3 separate regions of the Mus musculus genome follow, and regions 1 and 2 are each linked to region 3. A link is a contact called in ENCODE Hi-C or POLR2A ChIA-PET data. All regions are on one chromosome and are shown on one strand. Each heading gives the region's core, a stretch centred on a gene start or an enhancer-like site at or near the end of the contact. The rest is flanking DNA. Distances are from core to core; before and after follow the strand shown.

Evidence for each region. A loop is a pair of places that touch in the nucleus more often than their neighbours do. ChIA-PET counts read pairs that join two places held with the same protein, here RNA polymerase II (POLR2A).
Region 1: a loop to region 3 is called in a map of heart, with 2.8 times the contacts of the local background. The contact joins the promoter of Cdk7 here to the promoter of Ccnb1 in region 3. A Hi-C loop is called at or near these places in 4 of 37 maps with a recorded cell type or tissue (adrenal gland, heart and v-Abl transformed pro-B cells). POLR2A ChIA-PET finds 5 or more read pairs at or near these places in 4 of 5 experiments (Patski and embryonic stem cell).
Region 2: a loop to region 3 is called in a map of heart, with 7 times the contacts of the local background. The contact joins the promoter of Slc30a5 here to the promoter of Ccnb1 in region 3. A Hi-C loop is called at or near these places in 7 of 37 maps with a recorded cell type or tissue (CH12.LX, T-helper 17 cell, gastrocnemius and 3 more). POLR2A ChIA-PET finds 5 or more read pairs at or near these places in 3 of 5 experiments (Patski and embryonic stem cell).

The regions. Positions count from the first base shown.
Region 1 is chr13:100,729,173-100,733,179 of GRCm38, forward strand. Cdk7 (cyclin-dependent kinase 7) reads right to left here and starts at 1,770. Exons shown (of 12, transcript NM_009874.3): 1 at 1,602-1,770; 2 at 1,286-1,345. The coding sequence starts at 1,667.
Region 2 is chr13:100,830,880-100,834,889 of GRCm38, forward strand. It overlaps Slc30a5 (solute carrier family 30 (zinc transporter), member 5), which reads right to left and starts at 2,548. Exons shown (of 16, transcript NM_022885.2): 1 at 2,222-2,548. The coding sequence starts at 2,298.
Region 3 is chr13:100,783,622-100,787,877 of GRCm38, forward strand. It overlaps Ccnb1 (cyclin B1), which reads right to left and starts at 2,865. Exons shown (of 9, transcript NM_172301.3): 1 at 2,761-2,865; 2 at 2,112-2,282; 3 at 1,836-1,997; 4 at 1-26. The coding sequence starts at 2,781.

The DNA.
Region 1 (4,007 bases), core at 520-3,019, 56 kb before region 3:
GCTGGGCTTACAGAAATAGGCCACCACGCCCAGCCAAGGCACTTGCTACCAAGCAAGGTCTCAGTCCCTGGAACCTACAAGGCATAGAGAGAGGCTCTCTCTGCAGTTGTCCTGGATCCTGCATATGCCCTGTGGCACACAAGCGCCCCCACCTGAAAATATTAATACAAAAATAATGTCTTAAAATAAAACAATGATAGTAACAGAATCACTGAAAAGACAGCAAGCCAAATACTAAATGAATGAAAAGGGGAGGCTGCCAGATGCGAGTGTAATTCTCCATACTTCAAAGGAATTGTGAGATTACAAAGGAAACAACAGATTCAAAGAAGCACAGAAATACAGAGCTCAACCACAACAGGCCCTGAGTTCTATTCGGAGTCGCAGAGTCACCATGAGCTGGCTATAGATGTCAGCAGAGGAACGAAGCTCAACCAACTGCTCTGTTCTAATGCCTCCACATTCCTAGCTGTGCGACCCTCAAGTCATCTAACTAGCCTCAGGTACCTCAAAGGGGAGGCAAAGACACTTTACCTATTTCACGGACTATTTGGAGGTTAAGTGGGGGAAGAAAAAAAAAATAGTCAAAAGTGTTTGGCACACAGGAAATTATATCAGGGTGTTGTTAATGAATTTAAGTTTTAAGAATACTTAAATCTTTCTAGAAATTACACTATTATCAGTATTGCTGATGCCAATGAAAACCTTCGTGTATAGATAACACACCTTTAACAACCTTTGACATGGAAAGACCATGCCATCCAAAAGGACTGAAGAGACGCTGTCCTTGCCTCCATAGCCAACAACCAACTTTTAGGGGATGAAACGTTTTAACTTGAACAAAAACTGTTTCAGCCCGAGTTCCATCTTGAAACACAGGATACTAATAAATACTACTGTCTATAGAGTTCTTGTAACTCCTTCAATCAGTGTGACTGTGAGCAGTAAGATGAAGCCGAAGGTAGCCCATGTCTGTAATGCCCGGCACTCGGGAGGCAGAGGCAGAAGGATTTCCACGAGTTGGGAGACCAATCTGGACTCCATAGCAAGACTATCTCACAGACAGCCATCCATCAACTGTTAATGCACGGGCATTTACTCTCTAAGAGTTGCCTGGCGTGGTGGAGTACGCCTGCAAACCTGCAAACCCCCCAAACCCCCAAACACAAAGCAGAAGGGTTAAGGCTCGCAGCAAGTTCTAAATAGCGAGGTCCGTGCCAGCAAGGGCTACGTGGCAAGCAAGACGCAAAGACTGGAGAGGAAACAACATAAAAAGGCAACTCACTTTCTTAATGGCGACGATTTGGTTGGTGTTCTTGTCCCTGGCCTTATAGACCGTCGCAAACTAGAAAGGGGAACAGTAACAAAGTCGTAAGAGGTCTTTCTTTACCTGCTGGTTGGTTTTTGGCCCTTCCCCACCTCCCCCTTTTAAGAACAAAGAAGCCCTGATTCTGGAGGGGACTGGCCACGGCCTGCTACGTGGTCTGGAGGCCTCTTCTTCAGCAGGGAAGAAGCAATTCAGGGATGGTGACAAGGGGACCGAGCAGCCGGCGGTGGCCAGGCTGTGCCTGCCTGCGCGAGAACTCAGCCCCAGGCCTCACCTGTCCCTCTCCGAGGAAGTCCAGTTTCTCATAGCGCTTCGCTCGAGACTTCACGTCCACAGCCATGCGAGTGAGAAACCAGACCCGGGCACCCAAGCTAAGCCCTCCACCCCGCAGGAATTTAAAGCGTCCGAAAGCTGCCCAACAGCTACTTCCGGTCGCTGGACGCACACGACCTACGGGTCCCGCCCATACTTCCGCTGTGGGCGGGGCCAGTCCTACGGAAGCTGAGTTGGGCCGCGAACCCTGCCCTTCCCCGCTGCCACGTGCACACAGTACCCGGAAGCTGTGCTGTCCTAGACTGCAGTCAGTGTCCATTTGTTACTGGATTTTGTCTTTAACGTGGATTTTTTTTTTGCTTCCAAAGATGATAGGCCAGGGTTCTGACGTGGTATTTCTAAGTTCGGAATGTAGCAGAAGTGTAAGGGCTTGCCCTTGCAGCTGTCTTGCTTTGCGTTACTGTGTCGCCTGAGTCTCTATGGACACCAAACCCCTCCATTTGTTTTGTTTTGTTTTTCTTTTTGTGCATGTTTTTTTCCTCCCCCCCCCCCCCACTAATTTATTGACTTATTCTCTTTACATCCTGATCTCTGCCCCACTTCCTCCAATCGGGTACCCCTCCCCGTCCCACCCTCAAGTTCTTAAAGGCTGATTTATGAAGAAACAGGCCCAGGAAATCAAAACCAAGTCCTACTGAATGCTATAGAATGAGCCTTTGGTCTTATAAAAATTTGAAACTAATGATTTAAGAAAAACATACAGGGGCTGGTGAGATGGCTCAGCAGATAAAAGCACTGACTGCTCTTTGGAAGGTCCTGAGTTCAAATCCCAGCAACCACATGGTGGCTCACAAACACCTGGAATGAGATTTGACGCCCTCTTCTGGTGCATCTGAAGACAGTTACAGTGTAACTAGTTATAATAAAAAATAAATCTTAAAAAAGAAAAAGAAAAACATACAGAGCCTTTACACATAGTAACAGTGTTTGCTATGTAATTAATGATTTCACTTTAAGCCTAGCTGTCAATTACTGGCTCCAGCAATGGTTTCCTTTTGAGTCATATCTTTGTTTCCAGTTTGCAGGGTAGAGGGTGGTTTTGTTGAGGCCTCAATTCCCTGGTGGATTTAAGAATTGATCTTCGGGCTGGTGAGATGGCTCAGTGGGTAAGAGCGCCCGACTGCTCTTCCGAAGGTCCAGAGTTCAAATCCCAGCAACCACATGGTGGCTCACAACCATCCGTAATGAGATCTGACTCCCTCTTCTGGAGTGTCTGAAGACAGCTACAGTGTACTTACATATAATCAATAAATAAATCTTTTAAAAAAAAAAAAGGAAAAAAAAAAAAAGAATTGATCTTCGGCTGGGCAGTGGACTGGGAGGCATAGGCAGGCTGATTTCTGAGTTCCAGGCCAGCCTGGTCTACAGAGTGAGTTCCAGGACAGCCAGGGTTACACAGAGAAACCCTGTCTTGAAAAACCAAAAAAAAGAGTTGATCCAAGGGCTAGAGAGATGGCTCAACATATAAGAGCACTGACTGCATATTCCAAAGGTCCTGAGTTTAATTCCCAGCAACCATATGGTGGCTTATAAGATCTAGTGTCCTGTCATGCAGGCATACGTGCAAATAGAGGACTCCTGATCTCCAAGCCCCTTAATACTTTTGTTAATAAAATTTAAGAGATCCATGCAAGGTTCACCATATCAAACCAAAATTGGGGGCATAATGAAGTTTTGCATTAGACAGAAACTAATCTGACTTTCCAAGGAACTAGCAGCCAGTTCTCCCAAGCTGGCCAGTTTTAGGTAACATAAAGAAGTACTTTAACCCATATGAAAAAGTAAAGTAAGCGTAATTAAGCAATCGGATTCTCCCTCTACTGTTTCCTGTTCTTGTTCCATCCCTACACATCCCTGTCCTGCCAGGCATGGCAGTGCACTTCAGCACTGGAAACACAGGCAGGAACCTTGCAATTTCCAGGAAAGCCTGGCCTACAGTCACACACACACACACACACACACACACACACACACACACACACACACAATCTGTTATTGGTCATTGGGAGTTTTTTCTATAATCCTGGGTTGATTAATACTCAATTCATAAATCACAAAATTCTACAACTACATAACTAACCAGGTTATAATCAGAATCCTACATGCTACAATAAACATGTAGTTAGACTCCACAGTGCTGGGCTGGTGAAATGGCTCAGCGGGTAAGAGCACTGACAGCTCTTCAGAAGGTCCCGAGTTCAAATCCCAGCAACCACATGGTGGTTCACAACCACCATAATGAGATCTGACACTCTCTTCTGGTGCATCTGAAGACAGCTACAGTGTACTTACTTATACTAAATCTTAAAAAAAAAAAAAAAAACCCACCTCATTTAAGATGCAAACA
Region 2 (4,010 bases), core at 1,298-3,797, 47 kb after region 3:
TAAGTAACCATACACAGAAACACCGCAGTTCATATTAAGGGGGGAAATGACTGGTAGGTGAAGACAGGGATGGGAGACTTTCTTATACAGGTTACTGAGCCTCTGGGCAGAGCTGGGGCATTCAACCCAGCTCCCCAACTCAGGAACCACTGCTTGCTATTAAGTGACCAAATAAAAATATAACTGGTCTTCTATGTGGTTGGTTAGAAATTTCTTCAGGTCTCTAAACTCGCAATTATTAAATTTTGGATATGAGTTTATAGTTCCTTCTTGAAATGTGTCCACTGCTGCCACTCACAGTCTCTAGATATCAAGAGAGGAGGAGGGCATGGGGGCAGGTACGAGGGAGAATATGCCCAAACAATGTACACACATAAGCACTTGCTGCGTGTGTGAGCGTGAGCCCCTGGCACTCACGTAAGGCCAGGGTGTCAGTCACTGCACTACAGAGGCAGAGGGAAGCCTGAGGCTGCTAGGCCGCATCCAGGCCCAGAGAGGGCCTCTGCCTCAAGGAACAGGCCATACCAGCACATAATTCACACACATATACAGCAAAGCTGCTGACCAGGTACAGCGGCCTATGTTAGCACTTGCAAAGCTAAGGAAGGAGGTGGCCAGTTGTGGACACCATGGTATAATATCTTGTCTCAAAAATAATTTTGATGTATAATAATAATAATACTAGTTCAATTCAATGAATTCAAGCATTCATAGGTGTAAACAGAAGGCATGCATAGTAAATACACAGATTCTGAAACAACTCAGACTGCCAGGTCATTCATTAGTTGTGTGACCTTAGGCAACTCAGTTTCCTGCCCTATCAAACAAGGATACTACTACTTAGCTTGTAGTGTTCTTGGAAAGACTAAAGGGATCTATACACTAAGAGTCTTTGGGGCATAGGAGGTACTCAGCAAATGCTGGCAGCCCTGACCACTGGAATTTGTGCACTCAGGCATAAAAATAACCACACTGGAAGGATCTGATCATTTCGAATGTTGCAGTTAAGATCCAGTGCTCGAGCATACAGAAAACTCTGGAAACCTGAAATCCCTTGAAATTCAGCCAGCTCTGAGTCAAAATTTGAATTCTGTAATAACCTACGATAGAAGGGCAACTCTGCCAAGCAAATAATACAGGTAAGTTGGCAAAGGATGTTTACCACGTTTAAACTATTTATACTCTCACTCTCCCCCCCCCCCCATCCTTGAACTGTTTGAGAGTAAATGAAGTATATCACATTTTACCCTTGTATTTCCTAAAAATATGGCAACTCTGCTATGAAATCTGGAGTTATCAACAGGAAATTTAACAAAGATCTGATACTTTAATCTGTCTCCATAGTCCAATTTTGTGACCTGACCTAGTCTTGTCCCTTCTATTACTTCCCTTTATTACCAAACCATAGCACTAGCCCCTTCTGCATCTAGCTGTTTTATGGTCACTGGTTGACACGTGACATGCTATAAATGAATTGCTGAAAATAGACAGAAAACCAAATGCATTCTGCAAATCCCGCAGTTGGTTTAAATTCTACTCGGCATATGGGTTCCACCCCCACCCCCCCAGACAAAAGTTAGCTGGTATCGCTGTAACCACGGTCTAAGAACCTTTTCAAAAACAATCACGAAATCTCATCGTACATACTGCTAACCAGTTTGAACGAAATTGTTGGGCTTTATTTAACACCACCTCAGAACTTAGGACAGGACCTAAGGGCACAACTGGCTAGAGGCTTTAGGAAAAGGAAAATAATTTAGGCTGGAGGAAAAGTAAAGAATTTCCACGCTACGAATCCCCGTACGGCATGAGTTTTGGGGGAGAGGGGGAACGTACATTTCGTACTATTAGAATAAGCCCCCACCTCTCCCCACAAAACCACGGCAACGAAAACTCGATGACAGGGTTGCATTTTTGCTGTGCTGTATACCCAAGTTCATCGGCTTGTACTTTGGTTTCTTCGCCTGAGACGGTGACACCTTGCGCATATCCTCTGGGCGAGCCGTGGGACAGGCTACGGAGCCCTGCGTTACTTAAGTGGCAGGGAGGGACATTCAGATCCTCTCTCTCTAGGGACTGGAACCTGGCAGGCAGTGCGTCCCGAGCCCAGACTCCCGCCCGCTCGCCGATCTCAAGCCACGGACCGCAGAGGTAGCCCGCGGGGTCCGAGCAAGGCGGGAAGCTTGTCCGCACCGCCGGCGGCCGTGGAATCCCACCTTACCGGGCGCTGGGCACGTCCACCGGCCCGAGGCCACCGCCGGGCCCGGGCCGCGCGTCCCCGCCGTACTTCTCCTCCATGCAGGCTCAGGAGCCGCTGCCCGCGCCGCGGGCTCTCCTCATGGCTCGCCGCCGCTGCGGAAGCGCGGGCGCAGGCGCGTCACTCCCCCATGTCAGCAGCGTCCTCGCAAGCTCGGCAGTCTCCGCCGCTAGCCCGGGCTCGGCAAGCAGGCACACGCACGCTGGGCGGGACTAGGCCGCGGGCTGTTCCGGCAGCGCCGTTCCCCGGAGGCCGTACGGGCAGGAACGTTACCGGGCCACGTCATCCGCCCCGGCAGCCCTCACTCCCGGGGGAGTGACCAATCCTGCGCCTGCGCGCTGGTGGACACGTGGCTTCGCTTCACTCAGGCTCCTCCCACCGCTGGGAAGGCTCCGCTCGACCCGCCCCCTCCTCGCGTCTTCAAGAGAAGCCCCTAAGAGGTCCCTGCAGCGCCACCTAAGGTCCATCTTGGCTACAGCGTGTTCTCCTCGCTCGAGGGATGGATGGATGGTCCCCTAGAAAATGCATATTTGTGTTAACAAACAGAGCTTAGCCCTTTGCTTCAGGGTTCTTCTTTCTTAAACGGCTTCACTTTGTAGCCCAGATAGACCTAGAACTCAGCATGTAGCCCAGGCTAGCCTCATAAACCTGGATGATGAATTTCAGGCGTGAGCCACATATAGGCGTTGCTAACTCAAGTGCATTAACGGTTTTTTTTTGTTTTTTTTTTTTTTTTTTTTCTAATGAGAAAGCTAAAAGTTTTTTGAAGTGCCTGTGACTCCCACAAAGAGATTATTATTTTTGGATTTCTGATGATACGATAACGCAGAGTGGGAGGCTAAAACAATGGAGAAAGGCAACTGCTTGTGGATTTAATTGTTGGGCAGGAGTACAGGCTAACCTGCTCAAGTGTGTGAGAGGGAACACAGAAGGAAGGGGCTACAGGTGTGCTATTGTAAACAATTTTATTCCCTTTCTAAAAATATTGATTTTCTTCAATCCTGTCTTTGAAATGATATTACTTAGTGTAGACATATCTATATAAAAGCTATTTTTTTACAGGTACCTGGGTCTCTATTGGTCTGAGTCTCAATAATTGTGGACATCTTGGTCAGCATGGTGGCGCATGCTTCTAATCCCAATTATAGCCAGAGGCAGTTTGAAGCCAGCCTGGTCTACATACTGAATTCTAAGCTAGCCAGGACTACAAGGTGAGATCCTGTCTCAAAAGGAACAAGAAAAGAAATAAACAATTGTAGTCACTTGACCTATCTGTTGTTTAGTTTTCCTCCCGTTCGTCGTTTGTTGTTGTTATATAGAGGCAAGGTCTTATGTAGCCTAGGCTGGCTTCCAACTTGATATATAGCTAAGGACGGACTGGAACTCTGGTCTCCCTGCTTCTGTCTTCCAAGTGCTGGCATTATAGGCACACACCCCCTTTCCGGAAAGTAGGAATAGTAATATCTATATTATAAAGCTGTTCAGAGGGAATGTGAGTGGCATTTAGTATTACTCAGTAAGTGTTAGCTATTATTACTGAGGGAGGTTTGGACTGGTGATTTGAAGGAGAAAGTGGGGTTTCCAGAAGGACAAATCATAATTAGTTGATACTATTCTACTGAATTTGAACACACACAAAGAGTCCAAGTGACATGTATGTGAGCAAGCTAGCAAAGGCTTTACCTTTAATCTGTGGTAGAGAGTAGTTAGCAAGCTGAGAGCAAGACTCAGCTGACAGTGTAACATGTTAAAG
Region 3 (4,256 bases), core at 1,615-4,114:
ATCGGGCTTGGAGAGGGATTATCAACCTTAAAAAAGAGAGGCTCCGTGAAACAGGCTACATTAAGGGAAGGAAAGCCAGTATCTGTATCCGCAATTCAGTACAGCATGCTCAATAAATGTAACTCATTTCACTAATAAAGGGAAAGCATTTCAGACTCTTTCCCCCAATTTCTTCTTGGGAAATGATTAACACTAGGCTGGAGTGATAGTTATAGCTGTAAAGGAACATCTGCTGCTTTTGCCAAGGGCTGGAATCCAGTTTCTCTTCAGGAACCAGGACTCAACCTTAGCTCCAGGCTATCTGACGTCCTCTTCCAGCCTCCTTGGGCCCTGCGCTCATGTGCAAACCCACATCCCACTCATGAAAAACAAATCGTACACATAAACAGCAAAAACTAACAAACAGAGCCAGGCATGGTGATCCAGGCCTTTAATCCCAGCCCCTGGGAGGCAGATCTCTGTGAGATGAAGCCAGCCTGGTCTCCATAGCAAACTACAAGGCAGCAAGATCTGGTCTCATAAAAAAAGAAACTCCGATTTAGATTAAGGCAGTTTAAAAGTAGGAAAAACTAGGCTGGCAAGCCTGGTAAGGGTGCCTGTTGCCAAGCCTAACAACTGAGTTCAATCCCTAGAACCCGCAAGGTGGAAGAACTGACTCAAAAGTTGTCTTCCAACCTCTCTAACTGTGTCCTCACACACAAAATACAAAAGAGAAGATGGGAGCTGGAGAGACGGCTCAGCAATTAAAGAGCCCTCGATCTCCAGGAGGGACAGAATTCAGATCCTAGCGACCACACTGGGTGGCTCACAAACGCCTGCAACGCCGGCTCCAGCTCCAAAGAACTCTGTCTCTTCAGGCCTAACATACACACAATTGGGCACAGACACACAAAAAAGTACTCTCAATACTAGTAGGTAAAGCAAGTCAAAGGAACAGATAATAAAGTCATTTATCCATCAGCTCAGCCCCACGTGAACTTGATTCAAAAGAATGCTAAGCCAGCAATCTTTATTCAGGTGTATCCAAGCCCCTGATTACAGAGAGCCCAGGCTAGCCTTAAACTTGCAATCTTCCTGCCTTAGCAGAAGTGCTCAAATCACAAACATGCACCAATCATCACACCTAGTAGTAAAATCTGGTGCCTTCGACGTGTATGCTTTTTTTGTTGTTGCATTTTTCTCTTTTGCATTTTAATACTCAAGGACTGAACCCAGGGCCTCCTAATATGCTGAACACAATCTAACAGGCTACAAACTCAGGCAAACTTCATTTTTAGGCTTAAATGCTAACCCATCATTCCATCATTATCATCTTTTTTTGTTTTCAAATACGGAGTTTCACTATATGTAGCTCTGGCTAGACTGGACCTTGTTACAGAGACTCAGAGCCCCACCTGCCTCTGGCCAGACAGAATACTGGGATTCTACCAAGCACCTTATTTTATTAATTAATCTCATTTCTCTGCCTGAAATCTTTTTAAAAATAGTTTTTGAATATACCATCCCAGCATTGGAGGTGGAAATCTCAAGTTCAAGGACAGCATGAGCTACAGAGACACAGAAAAGAAAATGATTTATGCCCACATCCGTGTCCCAGGCCAGCCAGGAGTACATAGTGAGTGAGACTCTGGTGTCTACATAAAACAAAAAGCCCCACCATATTTATCTGCCACCATTTGACGCAGGGTGCTAATACTCACCCCAGAGTCGTTAATGCATGTAAAATGTTTTTGCTAGCCACTCAATAATAAGTAATATATTTAAATGCTGTCATGTGCATCAACGTGAAATGAAGTCAGAGAGAAGAAACAAACTTTTAAAAAATGCAAGTTTACCAAAATAGGTTCAGGAGAAAGCTTCTCTTCTCTAACATGTTCAAGTTCAGGTTCAGGCTCAGGCTCAGCAAGTTCCACCTCTGGTTCACACACAGGCACCTTCTCTACAGGTTTTGGTAGGGCTTTAACAGTACCTTTTCCAGTACCTAGCGTTTTTGCTTCCTGTGGATGAAAGGGAGAGAACAGAATGTTTTCCCAAGGGTGACAGCTAGAAGATGGGCCTTTTCAGGTTAATTGGGCTAGGGAGATCGGTACCCTTTTCAGGGCGATAGTTACCCTTTTCAGAGGCACTCTTGCCTGTAGCTCTTCGCTGACTTTATTACCAATGTCTCCAAGAGCAGTTCTCGGTCTCAGCCCGGGCTTGGAAGCAGCAGTAACTGTCACAGGCACACGCTTGGCGCCTGCCATACTGACCTTGGCCTTATTTTCTGCGTTAATTTTCGTGTTCTGAAAGAAGTAAAAGAACAACTTGAAAAGGGTCCACGGCAGCAAGCAGGCAGCCCCGAGGAAGTCACGGGTTAATTAAGGCGGGACCTAACTAAGGAAAGCAAGGGTGGTAGGATCTAGCCTCCAGCCGTGACAAGCAAGTTTCCACCCAAATCTTTCACCTTTAATCCAGTTTCCCCTTAAGTCCTAAGCCACCCTAAACATGGTGAATTTACATCGGAAAGGATGCCATAAAAGCCTCCGTCGTAGACAGCTCTCCGGGAAGGCGAAGAATTCACCCTGGGCCTTCACCATTAAGAGCACAGCACCCACTCCCCACAAGTCCTGCAGCCCAGATAGGTCCAGAGGTCTTTTTCACCCTCCATAAGGTGGGTCCTCAGCTCCCCGGCCTCGCCGGAGCCCTCCCGGATCCCCCTCCCGCTCCGGGATCCCGCGGTCTTCTCCCGCCGCGATCACCGCAGCGCCTGGCCCGACTCACCCTAGTGACCCTGAGCGCCATGGCTCCTCCAAAATCAGAGGTTCCCCGATTCGAGAAGACACCCTAACCTCTGGCTATCCACAGCTAAACACTAACAGCCGTTCCTCCGCAGCACGCCGGGAGGAGTCTGCCGGGCTTAGGTTTAAACCCCGGGCCGCTCGCTCCTCATTGGCCAGTTCGTGGCACTCGCTCTCTTCCCATTGGCGCCGCGGGTTCCCGTAGAATGCGTTTCCTGGGCGATCCCGCGATCCCAAGTTCGGCGGGGGTGGGGCGGGGGCGGGGCCAGAGCGAGGCTGCCGCTGGCAGCACCGCCCACCCCTCGCGAGGTCAGGCTCTATGCCTGCGCACAAGTCGCATTGCTGCCACCTGCCTTAGGTAGGCATGGCGTGCAGTGCTCACTTGTGTGCTGTCCAAGCTAGCCCAGGCGACTCCGTTGGACTTTAGGAAAATGACTGTGGGGAGTACGCATATCAGTTTTGCTGTTGTCCTATTTATTGTTTCTCATCCTCTTCTATAGAAGTGCCAATACTATCTTAAGAGTTCCCGAAAGCTTTGTTGCAGAGACGGTCTTTAATATGACTGTTCCAACAGCTATCTGGGATGGATTTTGAGGTTGATAGCATGAAGTTTTAGCACACATACACATAGTAAATGTTTTTTGTTTTGTTTTTGCTTTTTGTTTTTTCGAGACAGGGTTTCTCTGTATAGGCCTGGCTGTCCTGAAACTCACTCTGTATACCAGGCTGGCCTCGAACTCAGAAATCCACCTGCCTCTGCCTCCCAAGTGCTGGGATTAAAGGCGTGTGCCACCACCGCCCAGCTGTAAATGGTTATTATAAGCAAATAGATTAACATACCAAGCTCCCCAATAGCGACTGCCCCAGTGATAAAAGAAAATGTGCCTTATGCTTAATTTTGCTCTAAGTTTAAGATTACTCCAAAAATATAGTTTTGTAAAATCTTATTTAACAAAGATCTCTATTGCAACTCTCTATCTTTCTATGTCAAACTCCTTATTAAGGCTTATTAACTTCAGTGAAATTTTCCACATTAATTTTCAGTAACACTAACGCGGATTTATTTATTGACCAGGATCTCTTGTAGCACAGGTTGTTGGCATTCCTTCTATGCTCCGCCCAACAGTTACCTAGCAACAGCCAGGTAGGCCTGGCTTGCTATAAAAAGGACTGTTTGGCCTCTCCCTCTCTCTCTGACTCTGCCCTCTTTTCTCTCTCTGTCCCTTTTCTCCCTCTCTCCCTTCTCCCTCTCTTCACAGGTTCCTGGCCAGCTTCTTTTCTTCTTTTTCTCCTTCTCCCTCCCCCCATCTTTTCTCCTCTCTCTCTTTCTCTCTCCCACCCCCCCTTCTCGTCCCTTCTCTTTCTCTGTCTCTATTCACTTCTCACCTTCCTTTCCCATGCCCCCAAGTAAGCTGTTCTATGGTAGACCCGTCATATGGCTGGTACCTGGGGTGAGGAGTGGAAGCCTCAGTACGGGCC